2 separate regions of the Homo sapiens genome follow, and region 1 is linked to region 2. A link is a loop called in an ENCODE intact Hi-C map of the cell type or tissue named here. Cell type or tissue: heart left ventricle. All regions are shown on one strand. Links, peaks and the distances in the headings refer to the core of each region. The heading gives the core; the rest is flanking DNA. Region 1 has its middle 7.1 kb from the start of LAMP2. Region 2 overlaps ATP1B4 (ATPase Na+/K+ transporting family member beta 4).

What was found. Hi-C counts contacts between places; a loop is a spot of excess contacts. Peaks named below come from ENCODE experiments on the same cell type or tissue, not always from the same donor. Only the 100,000 strongest peaks of a DNase experiment are listed, where the experiment ranks them.
Region 1: it touches region 2 in a loop (3-fold over the local background); 17 of 110 quality-filtered maps call a loop at or near these places.

Annotation. Positions count from the first base shown.
Region 1 is chrX:120,470,535-120,482,300 of GRCh38, forward strand. No RefSeq gene overlaps it. Among named protein-coding and RNA genes, the nearest start is that of LAMP2, 7.1 kb to the left of the region's middle. In heart left ventricle, for the core only: a CTCF peak has its summit at 5,105; no DNase peak of the experiment used is centred there.
Region 2 is chrX:120,362,351-120,370,350 of GRCh38, forward strand. ATP1B4 (ATPase Na+/K+ transporting family member beta 4) reads left to right here. Exons shown (of 8, transcript NM_001142447.3): 2 at 4,175-4,439. Among named protein-coding and RNA genes, the nearest start is that of ATP1B4, 4.3 kb to the left of the region's middle. In heart left ventricle, for the core only: CTCF peaks have their summits at 3,124 (motif pointing right) and 3,323; a DNase peak (open chromatin) is centred at 3,151; H3K27ac peaks cover 1,258 bases.

The DNA.
Region 1 (11,766 bases), core at 935-8,934, 110 kb after region 2:
CTATGGCGGACGGTATTTTCTAAGGCTAAGGAGAGAGGAGGAACTTTTGAGGGCCGTAGATAGTAGACTATTTCCGTTTTGGCTCCTTGACAAAGAAGAGAAAAATTTTGCGGGCACAAAAACGGTTGCTAGGCATCTCAAACGTAATACATACAAAAATAATACATGCTTATTCTCCAAACACTGTTGTTACCTATGCAGTTCATGCTGTGAGATGGACGAGGGAACCTAGGGGGTAGTATGGAGTCACGGACCATCGGAACAAGACATGATCTTGAAATTCACCTAGTTACAGCACCCTGTTCTCAGGTGGGGGAATTGAGCTCAGAAACAAGAAGCATCTTTTTTAAACACAGGAAGAAAAAAATGAGAGAAATAAAACAGAAGGATAAAGCGGAAAAATAGAGATCATCTGTATTCCTACTATTAACATTATTATATATATTTACACACATATATACACACACCCACATCTATACTTCCAGATATTTTTCCTATGTACATACACACAAATATTCTGTAATGAGTTCATACTAAGCATACTGTTTGCTATACTTGATAGATGAACAGACAAAACCTAAAATATTCAACAGATGAAAGCATTTAAAAATCTTGAGTTGGAATAAAGCACTGATTCTCAAGTGTTAGTTTCCAAAAGAACCATCTGGTTTTGGGTTTTTTTTTTTTAACATACAGATTCCTGTACCTCATTCCCCAGAGATTCTGAAACAGTAGGTCTGTGGCAGTCTTATTAATCACTTCTTTAACAAACACCCCAAGTGATTCTGATTCTGTGGTCCATGGACCACACTTTGAGAAAAACACTGAAAGAGAGCTTCAAAATCATCTAGTCCAGGAGATTTTAATCTGGAGTTTATGTATGAGTTTAGACAGGATGGGAGAGGTGTCGGTGAATCCTCAGAAATTACATGCAACATTTATGTATGTGTATTTTTGTGGGGAAGTTTGTAGTTTTCACTAGTTCTCCAATGGGACCTGTGACTCCTTGCCCTAACCCCTACCCTAATTCAAATATTAAGAAGCACCGATCTGCCCCACTATTGTTTGCTTTAATGTAATTAATTCCTGAAAGTGAGAACATTTGTCAATGAATGTTTACTACCATAGGTGAAACTAATTTGTGAACAAGTGACCCAACACAAGACTAATGAACACTGCATACAGTGTTAGTCATTGCCTTTAGCAAAATGTCTTTTGACTGCCATCAATGAGACTTGGCAGGAGCTATGTCCTGGGCATAGTAGTCTTCAGAGAACCCACAACTGAGTTGAGCCCTCTGAAGATGCCCCACCAATACTTCCTGGACTCTAGCTCTTCTCTTTCAATTGTAAATCGCATAACTTTAATGTTCAGTAAAACCCTAAGCTCTTTCTATAAGAAGAAACAAAAAAAGAACATAGTGGAAAGAACATTGGGTTAGCAGTCAGAGGAGTTGGTTGTGAGACACCACTTACTGGCAGTGTGATCTTAGGCAGGTCACTTCATCTGTTTGAACTTCTATATCTTTATTGGTAAAATGAAATAATGAGACTAGAGCTGTTTCTTGATCCTGGCTGCATGTTGGAATCACTTGTGGAGCTTTAAAAGTGGAAAATTCCCCTTGGTCCCATCCCTTGAGATTCTGATTCAGTTTATCTGAAGTCAGGCCTGGGCATGGTGTTTTTCTCAAAACTCCCCAAAACAATATTGGTGGGCCTCAGATGATCTCTAAGTTGGCATCAGGTTTATAATTCAAGGATTCTATGTGAGTAAATGCTCATTTATTTAAAATTGGCCAGGTGCAGTGGCTCAAACCTGTAATCCCAACACTTTGGGAAGCCAAAGCAGGCAGATTGCCTGAGCTCAGGAGTTTGAGACCAGTCTGACCAACATGGTGAAACCCCATCTCTACAAAAAATTAAAAATTAGCTGGGGGTGGTGGCGTGCACCTGTAGTCCCAGCTACTTGGGGGCTGAGGCAAGAGGATTGTTCAAGTCCAGGAGGTGGAGGCTGCAGTGAGCCATGTTTGCACCACTGCACTCCAGCCTGGGTGACAGAGCAAGACCCTGTCTCTGAAAATATATGTATATATTTATATATAAGGATAGCCAGCCATGGTGGTGCACACCTGTAGTCCCAGATACCAGGGAGGCTGAGATGGGAGGGTCGCTTGAGCCCAGGAGGTTGAGGCTGCAGTGCTCTTTGATGGCGCCACTGCACTCCAGCCTATGCAAATGAGTGAGACCCTGTCTCTAACAATTAAAATAAAATAAAATACTGTCCCAATTTGTCAAATATCTGGTGTAATAAATTGTCGCCCTTTATCTCTTGAAGGTGTCATCAAATTAAAAAAATAAACACAGTGAAATATGAGCAGCCTTACAAGCGAAATCCACCCTCACCCCCATCACAACCTTTTCCTCAGGCAAATACAAATGCTGGCTCCTTGACTGGGACAGGCATCGTCGTGAGACACAACAATGTTTTGAAAGTTGTAGATACATGCTGGGTATTTTGTCAGCATAAATAGGCTAAAAATTCTCAAGTCTTTGTTTGCACTGAGCTTCCATACTCAGAAATGTTTAATGTTTTCTCCAAAAAACACTGTGAGAAAGATCCCTTTTCTTATACAGTCTCCCATTACCCTGCCCCAGATTGAAGGAGCTTTTCCTTGGCTTTCGGTGGTAGATGCAGATGTATACGTGAGACTGGGGTTAGTGTTTGAGGAAATCTGTGAGATCCCCTCCGATCTAAGCTTCACAAAGGTTGACTTGATTGTTGGTACCGCTGTATCTAGGGTGCTTTTATGTGCGCTCCTGAATATACCTCATACCACCCCAGTGCACAAACTCCTCAGCAGTCCCCCCACACTGTCCCCTACCATCATAGGTAGATTAAGACTCTTTTCAGCACCTTTGAGAGTGCATGACTTTTTGGCCAAAGAGCAGGAAATCATTGGCAAACATTTCCCTACATGTCAACATACTGAATGGTGTAAGAAATGATGACCCTATCAGATTTGGTAAATGATAGACAATGAAATGTGGGGATGAGCAGAGGAAATGAACTTAAAGGTGCAGAAGTTTAGAATGGAAGAATAATAAATAGTTATTAAATAAATGGGCTGGGCACGGTGGCTCATGCCTGTAATCCCAGCACTTTGGGAGGCCAAGAGGGATGGATCACTTGAGATCAGGAGTTCAAGACCAGCCTGGCCAACATGGCGAAACCCCATCTCTAGCAAAAAGTACAAAAATTAGCTGGGTGTGGTGGCACATGCCTTTAAACCCAGCTACTCGGGAGGCTGAGGTTCAAAAATTGCTTGAACCAGGGAGGCGAAGTTTGCAGTGAGCCAAGATCGCGCCACTGCCCTCCAGCCTCGGTGACAAAGTGGGACCCTGTCTCAAAAAATAATAATAATAAATAATAAAAATAAATAAATGAGTGCCCCTGAGGTATTGGTGTCATCTATTTGCCACCAAAAATCTTTACTTTTTAAATTTGCATTATCTTTTTATCTGCCCCATTTTTCCTTTCCCTACTCATCCTTTTTTTAGTTTCTCCTACCCTCCCTCTTTTTCCTTTCTCCTTCTGGCATGTCCCTTTTTTCTGGATAATACCTTTAATATCTACTGTCTGGATGACAGTATGGTCATCGCTCAACCCCACAGCGAGGTCACAGTGGGCTCAAGGGGCTGCCAACTCTTCAGCCAGAGTTCTCTGGATAAATGGAAACATGCCATTTTGAGTTGTTTGTTCTCCTGGCCAGTAGTATTCTCAACCTCCCCTGCCAAAAGATCTGATCCAATCTGCTAAAACAAAATGGTTTATGCATCACAACCACTGGAGGGCTTATTAAAACACAGATTACTAGGCCCCACTGTGAAGTTCAACAGCTCCGGGATAGGACACAAGAATCTGCATTTCTAGCAACTTCCCTAGTGATCTGATGCTGCTGGTCTGGAGACCACATTCTGAGTAATGAGATCTCAAACTCTCAGCAGGGGCTCTCTGTCCTCTGGGGAATGGGGTTAAGAGATGAAGGAGGGCTGGGCATGGTGGCTTATGCCTGTAATCCTAGCACTTTGGGAGGCCAAGGAGGGTGGATCACCTGAGGTCAGGAGTTCAAGACCAGCCTGGCCAACATGGCGAAACCCTGTCTCTACTAAAAAAAAAAAAAAAATACAAAAATTAGCCTGGCGTGGTGGCAGGTGCCTGTAATCCCAGCTACTCAGGAGGCTGAGGCAGGAGAATTGCTTGAACCCGGGAGGCAGAGGTTGCAGTGAGCCGAGATTGTGCCATTGCACTCCAGCCTGGGAGACAGAGCAAGACTGCGTCTCAAAAAAAAAACAAAAACAAAAACAAAAGATGAAGGAGAAGAGATTTTTATTAATTTCTGCAGTAAAGTTGTACAACGAATGGATTTTTTTTGTAATAATGAGTTTTAAATTAATGTAAATTATTAAAAATCAAATCATTTAAAATGTTATGAGCCAGGTGCGGTGGCTTATGCCTGTAATCCCAGCACTTTAGGAGGCTGAGTCCGGCAGATCACCTGAGGTCAGGAGTTTGAGACCAGCCTGACCAACATGGTGCAACCCCGTCTCTACTAATAATACAATAATAATAATAATAATAAATAATAATACAAAAATTAGCCAAGCGTGGTGGCACATGCCTGTCTGTAATCCCAGCTACTTGGGAGGCTGAGGCAGGAGAATCATTGAACCGCCCCGCCTCCCAAAAAAAAGTTATCCAAAAAGCCACCATTTCCCCTCTTTTGGACCCCAGTCCCATTGCCCAAAGTAACAACTGCTATTGGTCTTTTTTTTTTTACACTGCAGAGAAAAATCATATATGTACCAGCATATATATTTACATGCTTTTTTAAAAAAATAGACAAATATGATATTGTTTAGTGACTTACTTTTCTCACTTAGTGGCATATTTTGAAGATTATTCTTACAAATCTGTAGCTTTACCTCATTCTTTTAAAAGCCTGCATAATCTTTGTGTAGCTGTACTATAATTTACAAACATAAAAAATATTCTTAAACACCTTTTCCTCAAATCTCTAGATCTGTCTGCAGCATCACCATGTGGTTAGTATAGGGATTGCATCATAGAACAACACCACTTTATTTTATAGAGAATTTTATTTTATTTTATTTTATTTTATTTTACTTTATTTTTATTTTCTTTTTTTTTTTATTGATCATTCTTGGGTGTTTCTCGCAGAGGGGGATTTGGCAGGGTCACAGGACAATAGTGGAGGGAAGGTCAGCAGATAAACAAGTGAACAAAGGTCTCTGGTTTTCCTAGGCAGAGGACCCTGCAGCCTTCCGCAGTGTTTGGGTCCCTGGGTACTTGAGATAGAGAATTTTAATAAACCATTTAGACTTATGTCACTGTTTTGAAAACTGGAAACGTGCCACAAGATAAGCATTGCTCATCTGGCCAGCAGTTGTGATGCTGAACTAGATTTTTAGAACCCACTCAGCCATCAGATTATTATTTATTATTTATTTTTTATTTTTCGAGATGGAGTTTCACTCTTGTCACCCAGGCTGGAGTGCAGCGACGCGATCTCAGCTCACTGCAACCTCTGCCTCCCAGGTTCAAGCGATTCTTCTGCCTCAGCCTCCCGAGTAGCTGGGATTACAGGCGTGTGCCACCATGCCTGGCTAATTTTTTCTGTATTTTTAGTAGAGACAGGGTTTTGCCATGTTGGCCAGGCTGGTCTTGAACTCCTGACCTCAGGTAATCTGCCTGTCTTGGCCTCCCAAAGTGGTGGGATTACAGGTGTGGACAGCGCCCGGCCAGCCATCAGATTATTATGCGACCTTAGGAAAGTCACTTCATCCCCTTCGTGCATCTGATCTCCCTCTCCACATACAAATTATGACACACATCTCTCCCCCTCCCCCCAATTTGGAGGAAATAGGACATAGCTGACAGCAGGAAGTTGCTTCTTAGAAATTAAAACACTAGTTGGGGCCGGGCGCGGTGGCTCACACCCGTAATCCCAGCACTTTGGGAGGCCGAGGCGGGTATATCACCTGAGGTTAGGAGTTCAAGACCAGTCTGGCCAACATGGTGAAACCCCGTCTCTACTAAAAGTACAAAAATTAGCCAGACGGGGTAGCGCATGCCTGTAATTCCAGCTACTTGGGAGGCTGAAGCAGGAGAATGGCTTGAACCCAGGAGGTAGAGGCTGTAGTGAGCTGAGATTGTACCACTGCACTCCAGCCTGAGCGACAGAGTGAGACTCTGTCTCCAAAAAAAAAGAAAAGAAAAATTAAGTAACTTGCCCATGGTCACATGTCTAGTAAATGGTGCAGCCAAACCAGATTTCAAATTCTGGCAGTCCAGCCCCAGTATCCCTGCTCCTAACCATGACACTATTGTGCAAAGGTCTCTAGCACCAAGTGCTATTTCTAATCCCTGAAAAGCCTATCTGCCCATTGAACACATCGACTCAGATTGCTCACTGACACCTCCAATTTAATATATCCTAAACCAAACTCAGCATTTCTCTTTTTCTCCAAGCCAGGTGTCCCTCCCAATTTTTTTTGTTCCCACCATTCTCCCAGTCACCCAGATTAGAAATCTTGACATTACCTTTAATCCAGCTCCTCCATACCCCAAACTAGCCACACATCAACTTCTGTTGATTTTCCTTTTATTATTTTTCTTCACTCCATCCTTAGCACTCTATTCCCACCTTAGGCCAGGCCTTTATTATCTAGCTGGTCTCCTTGATTCCAATCCATTTACACACCAATGTCACAGTGATCTTCCTCAGATAATGCTTTTACCACATCCTGCTCCTATTTAAAATCTTTTGATAGCTCTCTCTCCCTCTCTCTCCTATTATATTAACTCTAGATTCTTCTGCTTGGCTTTTAAGGGCTTCAGTCTGGTTCCTCCCTACCGAGCCGATCTTTTCACATTACACATTCTCTGCTCTAATTTGGCTGGCCTCCTTACTGCTGCATAAGTTTTCATTCACATTACATCTGTGGCAGACATGGCTTGTTGCCTACCAGTTATTCCCCCTCCTTCCTTAGTAACAGAACCTTGATTATGTTACAGGTGACAGTGTGTTCCCCAAGAGGTGAATCATAATTGTTTTAAGCCGGTCATGCATGCAAATTTTTGCTAGTGATGGATATAGGGGTGACTAGGTGACTTAGTTCTGGCTAATGAGACATAAGGAGAACTCTGAGGGAGTTTCTGGGAAAGATTTTTCCTCTCTGAAAAAGAGATGATCATAGAAAAGAGCTCCATCAATCTCTTGCTTAAGTTACTAGAGTTAGGATGTGGTGCTTGATGGTGTGGCAGCCATCTTGGAACCATGAGAGGAGACATTGCCATTGCAATGAGGATGTCAAAACAAAAAGATAAAATTACTGATGATATTGTTGAGTTGCTACACAAACTCTGGGACTGCCCAGCTCCCGGTATCTTGTGAAGTGGTGCTGTGGACTGAATGTGATTTCCCAAAATTCATATGTTGAAGTCCTAATCTTCAATGTAATGGTATTTGGAGGTGGGACATTTGGGAGGTAATTAGGTTTAGACAAGTTCCTGAGGGTGAGCTCCCATGATGGGATTAGTGTCCTTATAAGAAGAGGAAGAGACCATAGCCCTCTTTCTTTTCAACATGTGAGGATAAAGCCAAGAAAGCAGCCATCTACAAACCAAGAAGAGTGCCCTCACCAGACACTAGATGTGCTGGCACTTTGATCTTGGACTTCCAGCCTCCAGAGTGTGAGAAATCAGTGTTTGTTGTTTAAACCACCCATTCTATGGTATTTTGTTATAGGAGCCTGAGCAGACTAAGAGAAGTGGACTAGCAAATATCTGTAAAAGTTTAAGTCACTGATAATTCGGGGATTTTGTTACTTGCATTTGAAGTCATCTGAACTAATACCGTACTCTTCATCCAGGAAGCTGTCCATTTGTTCCACCATCAATTTAAATACTGAAATGTTTTCAAGCAGCAGCTCAAACCCTACCTGCCGGCAAATTATCCCCTGACCACTGCAGACCTCACTGATCTCTTCTGCTGAACTTCTGAACTAATATTTAACAGGTGTCCTGCAGCTTGGTACTTCATTACGTTAAGCTTTTATGGAACTTTTCACTCTGTTTTCTCCCAGGTTTGCCTCTTCAACTGGGCTAAGTTTCTTGAGAACCATGCCTTCTACTACTGTAGTTTGCCTCCGGTACTGCCAGCAGTGCCTAGCATTGTGCCACACAGCTAGTGTCTCTCAACCTTCTTTGTCTGAAGAATATTGGTGGCAGTTGCTTGGAATTTTGAGTGCCAAACAAGAGGCACCTTGGTCTCTTCTCACAGTAAGTAACTTTTAACTCTAGGACATGTAATTCAAAGTCCAAAGTAAACAGATGACATGTTTTGAGCTGAAAGGGTTTATGAGATTTGACAAATTGTTCAGTAGTATTAAACCCTCAAATCTCTACCGTGGAACATATAAATCAGTGCTTCTCAATAATAGTTGCACATTAGGATCACCTGGGTAACGCTTTTAAACATACAGATGCCAGGGTCTCACCGCCAGAGATTCTGACTTAATTAATTATTTTATTTTATTTTATTTTTGAGATGGAATTTCGCTCTGTTGCCCAGGCTGGAGTGCAATGGCGTGATCTTGACTCACTGCAACCTCCACCTCCCGGGTTCAAGTGATTCTCCTGCCTCAGCCTCCCGAGTAGCTGGGAATACAGGTGCCCACCACCACGCCCAGCTAATGACTTAATTAATACAAGGTGTGTCCTGAATGGCAGCAGTTTTAAGAGGGCGCCAGATGATTCTAATGTACAGCCAGGGTTGAGACCCAGTGCTGTAGATCACTGTGTTGATGTTCTAGGGCAGGGTTCTTAAACTCCGGTGTCCATAAGTATCACCTGTGTTTTATACAAAAATGATGATTTCTGAGCCCCACTACCAGAGAGTCTAAAGGCCTGGGTGGGACCCAGGGGACTGTATTTTTAGAAAAACAGTCAGGTGATACAGATATATGTGGTATGTGGGCCACACTTTGAGAAACTCTGTTCTAAATGCACTTATACTTAGAAAATTTTATAATCTATTTTTTACTTGCTTAAGCAATTATGGTTGTCTGCCCTACAGAAAGGAAAAAAACAAGATTTGTTTAGATTAAACTGATGATTCAAACTGAAGGACAATGCTAATTTCCAATGTGCTAGAAATGAGTATAAGTATGGAAAAGAAAAAAATACATTTTAAATGACAGAAACATTTTCATGAAAATCAAGTGAGCATAAATTTTGCAAATTATCCAAATTTAGGAGGGCAAGCTAGTCCACCGATTCAGATTCAAATGCATGAAGATTTCTAATTATCTGGAACAGGAACAGTGGGCCCAAACCAGTGAGATGAAAGTGAACAGGGATAAACATAAAATCTAGTATTAGGAGCTTTAAAAAAAAATCTATCTCACAAATACAAGATGGAAGAGACCATATTAGCAAAAACTCATGGGAAAAAGATCTGCAGGATTATGTTACTGACAAATTATGAATCAACAGTGTGACTTTTTTTTTTTTTTTTTAATGAAAGTGAGCTGGGCATGGTGGCTCACGTTTACAGTCTCCAGCACTTTGGGAGTCCTCAAGGACAGGAGTTCAAGACCAGTCTGTCCAATATGGCGAATCCCCAACTCTATTAAAAACACAAAAATTCTCCAGGCGTGGTGGCGCACACCTGTAATCCCAGCCACTCAGGTGGCTGAGACACGAGAATAGCTTGAACACAGGAGGCAGAGGTTGCAGTGAGCCGGGACTGTGCCACTGCACTCCATGCTGGGCAACAGAGTGAGACTCTGTCTCAAAAAAAAAAAAAAAAGTGAAAAGTACAAGCTTGGGCCACTTAGGTAGAAAGCTCAAGCAAGCAAGTCAAGGGAGATGATATCCTAATGGACTCTGCCATGGAGTTATATATCCAGTTCTGGGTTCCACAGTTACAGAAGGACATTAACATACCAGAGAGCCTCCAGGATAGAGAGACCAGAATTGGGGAGGCTCTGGAAAATCTTCCCATGGGGACATGCTCAGGCTGGAGAACAGAATCTGTCTTAGCAGGGTAGCTAAGGTAGGTCTTCAAACCTTTCTTCTTCAAACCTTCTTCCTTCTGCCCTCTGTACAATGAACACAGGGTAGAGTGAAGAAGATATTTTCTAGAGCTCTGGAGAGCAAAGTAAAAAGGATAGTTTGTCATTAAAAGGAGCCAGGGTTCAGTTTAGTAGGAAGGGAGAGTTTTTAACAATGAAATCTTAAAAAGTAGTAACTCATAATTATTCGTTCTGAGACACCGGAAGTGTGGTTTAAAGAGAAGCTGAATTGAGCATTTGTCCAGAAAATATGAGTTTCAGTATCAGAAGACAAGTTAGATACGATGGCCTCTAAACACTCTACCAACTTGAATTCCACAGCTTTCTGAAATTTCTTGTGCCTCAGTAGTAGTTAGAGAAGAAAGTTTACAGTAAATTAAAATACATGGCTGGGCGCAGTGGCTCACGCTTCTAATCCCAGCACTTTGGGAGGTCGAGGTGGGAGGATCACCTGAGGCCAGGAGTTCGAAACTATCCTGGCCAACATGGTGAAACCCCATCTCTACTAAAAATACAAAACTTAGCCGGGCATGGTGGCACACACCTGTAATCCCAGCTACTCAGGAGGCTGAAGCAGGAGAATCACTTGAACCCGGGAGGCAGAGGCTGCAGTGAGCCAAGTTCACACCATTGCACTCCAGCCTGGGCAACAAGAACAAAATTCCATCTCAAAAAAAAAAAAAGAAAGAAAGAAAAAAAGGCCGGGTGCGGTGGCTCATGCCTGTAATCCCAGCACTTTGGGAGGCCAAGGTGGGCGGATCACGAGGTCAGGAGGTTGAGACCGTCCTGGCTACTATGGTGAAACCCTGTCTCTACTAAAAATACAAAAAATTAGCTGGGCGTAGTGGCGGGTGCCTGTAGTCCCAGCTACTAGGGAGGCTGAGGCGGGAGAATGGCGTGAACCCGGGAGGCGGAGCTTGCAGTGAGCTGAGATGGCGCCACTGCACTCCAGCCTGGGTGACAGAGCGAGACTCCATCTCAAAAAAAAAAAAAAAAAGAAAATACAAAAGGCATTCAACAGTGATATTATGAAAGGAAAGGCACATTCAATGCCATCAAACTTTCTTTCACAAATACTTCAGAAGAAAGCCTTTGACTTTTTGTTAATTACAAAACAGCTAGTGGAGAGAGACCCCTTACCCCCATTCCAGAGTTACTTGATCTGATAGGCAGAACAATGTGCCCCTGACAAAGGGGTCCATATCCTAATCCTCAGGAAAATGGGGAATTGGGGTGTCAGATGGAATTAAGTTTGCTATCATCTGACTTTAAAGTAGGGAGCTTATACAAGGTTATCCAGTGGGCCCAATGTAGTCACAAGAGTGCTTCTAAGTGAAAGAAGGAGGCAGCAGAGTCAGTCAAAGACAGAGATGTGACAATGGAAGCAGAGGTCACAGTGATACCACGTGAGAAAGACTCAACCAGCCATTGTTCCCTTTGATGTTGGAGGAAGGGGCCATGAGACAAGGAATTTAGGCAGCCTACATAAAGTAGAGAAGGCAAGGAAACAGATTCTCCCCTAGAGCCTCCAGAAACCTGTAAGTCTGGACAATGATTTTGGGGCAGTTTGAGGCCCTGGGTCCATTTTATATCCCTTCTGCATCCTCCC
Region 2 (8,000 bases), core at 1-8,000:
GAAGTTTAGGGGAGCCCAGGGTTTCAAAAAGGAGCAGTGACTCCCAGCACCCCCGGGCACCCTAAACTGCTGGATAAAAGGAGGAAGCCCCTCTTCCTGTGAAACAAAGATAAGGGAAGGAGAAGATAACAGAGAATAAGTGGCTTCTAAAATCTTTTCCTGGGAGTATAGAATTTTCACAGACCTTTTGGAGTATAAAAGTTTAATTCTAATAGCAAGAAATTTAGCCAAGAGGGAAGGAAGGAGGAAGAGGAAATGAAAGGCACTGCCTACCCAGCTGTCTCTTGGGTGGTAGCTTCTTAGAGTCCAGCTGCTCTCTTTCTAAAGTAGAAATTCCAAACTATAGCTAAAATCATAGAATCCCCAATAGGAGCAGGGAGGAATCCTAGACATTATCTCTCCAGAACCCCTCATTACCTAAAGGAGGCTGCTGTGGCTCAGAGTACAGGAGTGACTTGCAAGTTAGTGGAGGAGCCAAAGTGAAAATGCAATATCCTCACTGCTAATCTTGTACTCTTTCCATTGTATTTGCAGAATGCATCTTCCAAACCCCCGATCTGCCACTACCCATTGCCATCCTGACTGCCACCCCACACTGCCCAACATGTAGACACACATACATTCTTTTGTCTCATCATTTATTTCCAGGGTGTATTACAAATTATTTGATCCAAAAGTTTATTTGCATTTATTTTGCTATAAGTCATTAATGTATGCCACACGCAGTGCTTTTTGGGGAGAGGATTTTGAAATGTTCCCCAGAGAGGATTGTGATCTCAGCCCCAGGAGGAAACAAAGCCTAAGCCATTTTTCTTTGGGTATGGCCACTTATGTAACCAGGGAGTTAAGTGAAGACTGTCAACAGCCCGCAGAAGAAAACACACATTATTCTAACCTCCTATCAATCTACAGAGGGCTTCTCTTAGCTTTTTAGCCACAATTTGAAGAACCGTTTAACTTCCCCCAAAGTTTCTTCCAGCTCTCAAAACAGTTACAATCTGCAGGGGTATAAAACTATTTCTTACTTGCCTTCTTTTCTATGTAATCTTGTTAAAATGTTGTGTATAATTTCAGTTATTTGTTAAGTGGCTTGGATTTTAAATGCATCAGGGGATCTTGCTCTTTATAATACTTGACCAAATTTAAAAATAAATTAATGCAATCCTGTGCTAATTTCTCTTTTAAAATTAACCAGCCATTCAAATGTTTATGGTGTATAAACACATGCCTTGCTGTCTTCTTTGCAGAGCACAAATTTAAAATTTATCCTTTGGGTCATACTGTTTGTTTATATATTTGTTTATATGTTTATATATTTAGATTACTCAAAATGGAGCTACCCTCTGTTCTTCAGACTCTTCCCTTTCAGGGAAACCTGATGACCCCATCACACACCCACTACCATATCCCAGCACACTCACACACACTATCACATGAGGGTAGTGCCACTTTAGGAAAGTGACAAGACAGAATCTTAGGGATAAGCATTCTCATTACCAAAGGATTTTCTATTGGATTTTGTTAAATAGTTTCACAAAGATACATTTTACACAGGATTTAATTAATGAGGATCTTTTGGGGAAGGCCTCTCTTGCACAGTGTGACCATTTCCTTTACCTGGAAACAGAGGAGAGGAGAAAAGATTCGAGGTTCCTAAAGTAAAGCTCAGGAACCTCTCACAGCCTCTCGGGTGTGAGAGCTGTAGGGGCAAATTAGCCGTGAGAAGATTAATTCTTCTCAGGAGGGTAAAGCTTTAATGACAAGCCATCTGTAATGGGATTATCATGAGAGCCAATATCTACAAATAAGATCAGTCTGAGGCCTAGGCCAGCTGCCTCCTCTGTGGAAGGTTAAAGGCAGGCATAGGTAACATGGAGAGAAAAGAAAATTGTTCAGGAAATATAAAGGGAATATATATTTCTCCTCAATGAAATGTTATACTTCAAATTCACTGAGATTCTCAGGTGCAGTAGATTCTCTGGGGGCCATGATTGCTACCCACTGTGATATACATGACAGCTCAGTCAGGGTGACAAGCTCTGTGAGAGCATTCCCGCAGAGTCCTGCATCAGGAATTTTAAGTCAGGCAGGTATCACTGATATTTGGTTAGGACCCACTGGGTACTTAACTGTCAGCTTTACACTGTGGAGGGCCATCGAGAGGCTAGAAAATATGGAATCTCCCTCTGGGTGCTCAAAATGTAGTTTGGGAGTTTAAATGTGTGCATAGGTTCACACACAAGTGAAAGATATTTAAGAACAGGTATTAATCCATTCATCATTGAGTGATGAAGTTTATTTTCCTAAGCCTTACACTGTGAGCCTATGTCAGTCAGCCATCCTTGATTATAATAAGCACCTAAAATCTTTTTTTGTGTTTTTTTGAGACAATGTCTCACTCTGTCACCCAGGCTGGAGTACAGTGGCATGATCACAGCTCACTGCAGCCTTGACCTCCCAGGCTCAAGTGATCCTCCTGCCTCAGCCTCCTGAGTAGCTAGGACTACAGGTGCATGCCACCATGCCTGGTTAATTTTTTTTTAATTTTGTAGAGACAGGGTCTCACTATGTTGCTCAGGCTGTCATCAAACTCCTGGGTTCAAGTGATCCTCCTTTCTTGGCCTCCCAAAGTGTCGGGATTACAGGCTTGAGCCCTAAAATCGTTTAGGAACACAGAACCTAAGGCACTGTGCTTCATTAATCTACTAAGCTACCTCTAGGCACTTGTGCTCAATGTGATAGAGGAGAAACATCATTGTCCAGGGTATCAAGAGACATAGGTTCCGAGACCGTCAACTCTATCATGAATTTACTGCATGGTTTTGGCTAGATCCTGTCCCATCTCTGGGCCTCAGATGGATAAGTAAATCTTGAAGGTCTCTGTCGGTTCTGATGTGATATTTTATATAGAGCTGTACATTGGAACAAATTAGAGAGCAATTCAAGAGGGCTTATAATCAAGAGCTAGATAGTGCTGTGCAGACTGAATGCTGAGAGCTGAGCCTTGTCATTCTGTATCACTTGTACTGATTCTGAACAATCCAATTTGCTGAGCCCTCCTCCCCCCAACAAAGGCAGCATTTTTAGCAGGGTGCCCTCTAAATGGCCTTTGAGGAATCAGGCCGGGAGGGGGCAGCACAGAGCCCCTGGTCTCTAGTGTTTGACACATCCAACCCAACAGGTGCACAGCCCCGCAACTCTTCAGACTTGGACAGCAGAGAAGGGAGGGCAGCCTCATTTTCTGCTGCTGCAATAAGCCTTGGCAAACCCCCAAAGAGCAAAGATACAACTCTCTGGCCTGTGGCTGGGAGGCATTTGAAACACCACTTGGTGAAGTCTAGGTTTCTCTCTCCCTCTCTCTTTTTCAGTTTAATTTTCTTAGAACCACTCAGAGAAGATTACAGTTTCAAATCTCAAGTAATGGCTGCAATCAGTCAATCAACAAATATGTGCTGAGTATGTATTACGTGCCCAGCTTTTTGCCTAAGCATAGGGGGAGACTAAGGAAGCCCGGGGTTCCAGCTCTCAGATGGTCTTTCCAACCAATTTAAGGTAGGAAGAGATTCAAACTAGGGCAATAATCAGAGAAGCAGCTAATAACTGCCCATCTATTGTTTCTGTTGGGAAGGAAGGCTAAGTTTTGAGGAGGGGTACAGCAGTTGGCCTCTCCTCCTGATGTCCGTCCCAGGCTATTTTTAGACACAACTTGAAATGGTGAAGTTGAGCAGCTGAATGTGTACAGGGTGTTAGGATAAAGCTGGCTTGGACTGAAAGTTTGCTATCACAGACACAATGTCTAAGACTATTCCATCCTCTTCCTGTGTGAGCTCACCTCTACTCTGATAGGACAAGGTTAAGTGGGAGGTCAAGGCCCCAGAACAGAGTAGTGATATGAGCAGTCCTTGGAGAAGAGCCCAAATGCCTGAAGCTGAGAATAAAACTTGCACCTCTATGGAAAGAATACTGAGTCAAAATGGGTCATAGAAAGGATATTTCCTCCAAAAGAACTAGGGAGAAAGAAAATCCACCTCTTGTAACAACATGTATGTTTATGGGAAAGTGGAAATTTGAAGCATCTCCAAATATTGAGTCATTTCGATTTATTTTTGGCTGGTGGGATGCACCATTGTACATTTTTTTTCAAAAAGGGTATTGTGTTTTGTCACTGTTCCAGGATGATCCGGATGAAGCGAACCAGAACTACTTAGCAGATGAAGAGGAGGAAGCAGAAGAAGAGGCTCGGGTGACGGTGGTGCCCAAATCGGAGGAGGAGGAAGAAGAGGAGGAGAAAGAAGAGGAGGAAGAGGAGGAAAAGGAGGAGGAAGAGGGTCAAGGTCAGCCAACAGGCAATGCCTGGTGGCAGAAATTGCAGATCATGAGTGAATACCTGTGGGATCCAGAGAGAAGGATGTTTCTGGCCCGAACAGGTCAGAGTTGGAGTAAGTCCCAATAGTCCCAATGCCAAAGTCTGGTGTCCTTTGCTTTTGGTGTGGTGTTCAGGGCTCCTTTACCATACGCTGGATGGGCTTGTCTGCAAACTTCTCTTTGCACTTCATGTAAAGGCATCAATGCCTAGGGAAATGCCTAGACTGTGGACAGATTCCATCAGAACAAACTCCAAATGGATGAACAAACTTGATTGTGTAACCAAAACCCACTGGGCTCAACATCAGTTGCAATGCAGAGAGACAGTGAGAATGAGTTGAAAAAGCACATGATTTTTTTAAGTCCCAGTCCTGTCACTTTCTATCCACGTGACCGTGGACTCATCATTTCCCCTCTCTGAGCCTCAGTTTCCTCACATGCCAAATGAGGAAAACAATCCCTGACTTGCTTCTCTTACAGGATCAGAGTGAGGCCCCAATTAGATGTTAAAACTGTAAAGTTTAAAGAACTATGCAGAAGACTTCTTGTAAGAAATGAGACTCAAATCCCTGCTAACATGACCAAGTGTTTTTATGAGGCCCCATCACCTGGTAATGTCAGAGAAGGAGAGCCAGGAGGCGTGTCCCTGGCCCCAGCTTGTGGGTGTCTTCTTCTGCTATGATAGAGATGTTTGATCAGTGGCAGAATTATATTCCTTAGCATTTCCTCTTTGCATCACATGCTGCCATTATTTTTACTCCACAACTTCACCAGCACTCACCTCCTACAGTCTTACCCACCCTTAAACTATTAATGCTGAGCCTTCTCCTCAGGAGATTTAGCCAGTGGTAAAATTCACACTTGCCACAGTCTCTGCACAGCCCAGAAAAAGAGCAGCTGCTGGTTTGGAAATCAGTCAATCCACAGAAGAAAAAAAATAGAGGATGCCAAGGATGAAATAACAGTCCCCTAGTGCCAAGGGTCTAGGTTGCTGAAATTGATGGCCATGTCTTCTAAAGGCCCCGTTGGCTAAGAATTCTCTCCCTCAAAGTTAATGTTGCTAATTCAGCTCAGTCAAGGTGACACACTAAGCTCTGTTTCCTGGAATTAGGAATAGCACGTGGGATCTCCCTTCACCCCTCCCCAATTCCCAGCCCCACCCCTGACCATCCCACAAACTCTCAACTGGAACAAATGTACCATTTAAGGAACATTCCGACATTCTGGAAGTTGCAGACAAATACTGGACACTCACTTGGGGCTCCAAGGGTGCACAGCTGTTTCTCCCTTGCCTAAAGAGGACTGGAAAAACAAGCCTTGTGAAATGCAAGTGTGAATCTGGGAGGGGGAGCCTAAACAACCAGCCATTAGATCTTCACCAGATGAGCTGATCCAAATTGCTTCTGTGGAAGGCAATCCATAGGCCAATAAGTGGGGATGAGGGAGGAAGGTTCAAGTGCCCAGAGAAGATATGGCAATAGGGACACAGCATGATAGGCCGTAGCCAGACCTCTGAGTAGCAGATCTAAGTAGAGCCCAGGAATTCATCCACTGGGCTACCCTGGGCAAAGGGTGAATGGTAATGTTAATGCTTCAGCCATAAAGCACACGCCTTGCTGTCTTCTTTCCTGAGAACAAGGTGCCCGCTTGTGCACTTACTAATGCTGTCCCAACCTGGACATCAACCTGCCCAATATATTTACCAGGCCTATGAATATAATCTGGGCCTTTCCTTTGGTATCTACGCAACCCCTATTCTTGGAAACTCTATGTTATTTTATTGGATACCAACAAGAATCATATGAGGTAGTAATATTATTATCCCCATTTTACAGATGCAGAAACTGAGGCTTAGAGAGGGTAAGTAACTTGCCTATAGTCATATAGTTACTAAGTGGCAGTGCTGGGATTACAAATCCTGGTTGGATGAACACCAAAGTTCATTCTTTTGCCAGAACACTGCCCCATTTCATGAACTCTAACAATGAACAAGGCCCTGATGTGTAGGGCCTCAGGACTTGACACGGTGTTTTAGTGGGAGAAATGAAGAGTTGGGAGCACGGTTACTTAGTGGTCTATTCAAGCCCGGGTGGGGCATTGAGGAAAGAACTCTAGAGTACCTAGAGGAAAGACCCAAGTAATACTTGGACATCCAGGGCAGAAAGTGTCAGAGGGATCAATGGGTTCAAATGGGGACTGTGCTTGGTTTTACCTGGGGGTGGCTGAGCTAGCTATCTCAGTCTGTGATCACCTATCATAAACTCTAGGGCGCCCACTCCTGGGTGAGGCTAAGGGGACTTACTGCTAGTGTCATTCTCCCATCTACAGCTTCCTGGTCACACATCCTGGGAAAAAAGGAAGATATCTCCAAAGGAATGTACCTATGTTCCATTGCTTTCCCTTCATCCATGAAACTGAGTCTTTTGATCTCCATGGATGGCTCTAGCTGTTGATCCATTCCTAGGACAGGGATGGGGTAAAGGAATGGAGGCAGAAACACAGGGCAAATGCCATTAGATAGCCAGTGGGCAACAGCCAAGTATCACAGGCACACAGGTGCTGTCGTTTATTCTCCAGGGACTCCAACTGAATCAATGTGTTCATGTTCCAGTTCTGCTTTAGTTCATCTAATAAAATAAAAAGGGTCAGTTCCATTTCCAGTCGGATTACTATGGGTTTTTTTTCTCCCTTCCACAACACCTTTTTTGGTTAATTTTATTTGGTTCATGGTTCAATTTAAAAATTAACATTTGGATTCAGTTTGGGGTACAGCAAAGTTAAGTGGTTTGTTCCAGTTTCTGGTTCATAATTCAGTTCAAATCTGTAGGTCCAACATCATGTCATTTCTGTGAGCAGAGCCAAACATTGTTGCCTGAGAGAGCCCCAAGGAGGGCTTGAAAAGAGTTTCTCATCAGCAATCTCATACTCATTCACTTCACTCAGTGTTGCCTAATCCTGGGACAAACCTAGTCCTAATACAGCCCAAAGAGGGAAAATTCACACAACGGTCCTACAGCACTAATAATAATGTTAATAATAACTGATGATGACTGCCATTTATGGTGCAATTAGTATTTGCCAGGCTCTGTGCTATGCTGCTTATATGCATTAGTCAATGCTAAGAAGTAAGTACCACTATTGTACAGACGAGGAAATTGAGGCCCAGAGAGGTGAACAGCATGTCCAAGATTAATCAGCTTGGAAGTGGTGTAGTCAGGATAGGACGTTAAGGAAAGACTGAATTTCAGATATTGTTAGGGATATAGATAAGAATCCGAGGTAAGTGCTATTTTTATCCCCATCTTACCTGTGAGGAATTGGAGGTGCAAGGAAGTTCTGTAACTTGCCAAAGTTCACGGGCAAGTGTCAGTGATTAGGTACTGTCTCCTCCTTTTCCCTTCCCCACCCTGTGTTAGTGTTCTTTTTGAAAAGCAGAGCCATTTTATTCATCTTTGCTAAAGATGAATACAATTTGAAATAAGCAGGCCAAAACCTCACTTTGCCTTGATTGGAGGCAAGTCCAGTGGAAATTCATCAAAAGTTTGAATTATAGACTATGTGGAAAGAAATGCTGTTTTCATCACTTCAAATACCTATAATTATTGGAACCAAGCTGCTAGGACTCTTCAGGGCAC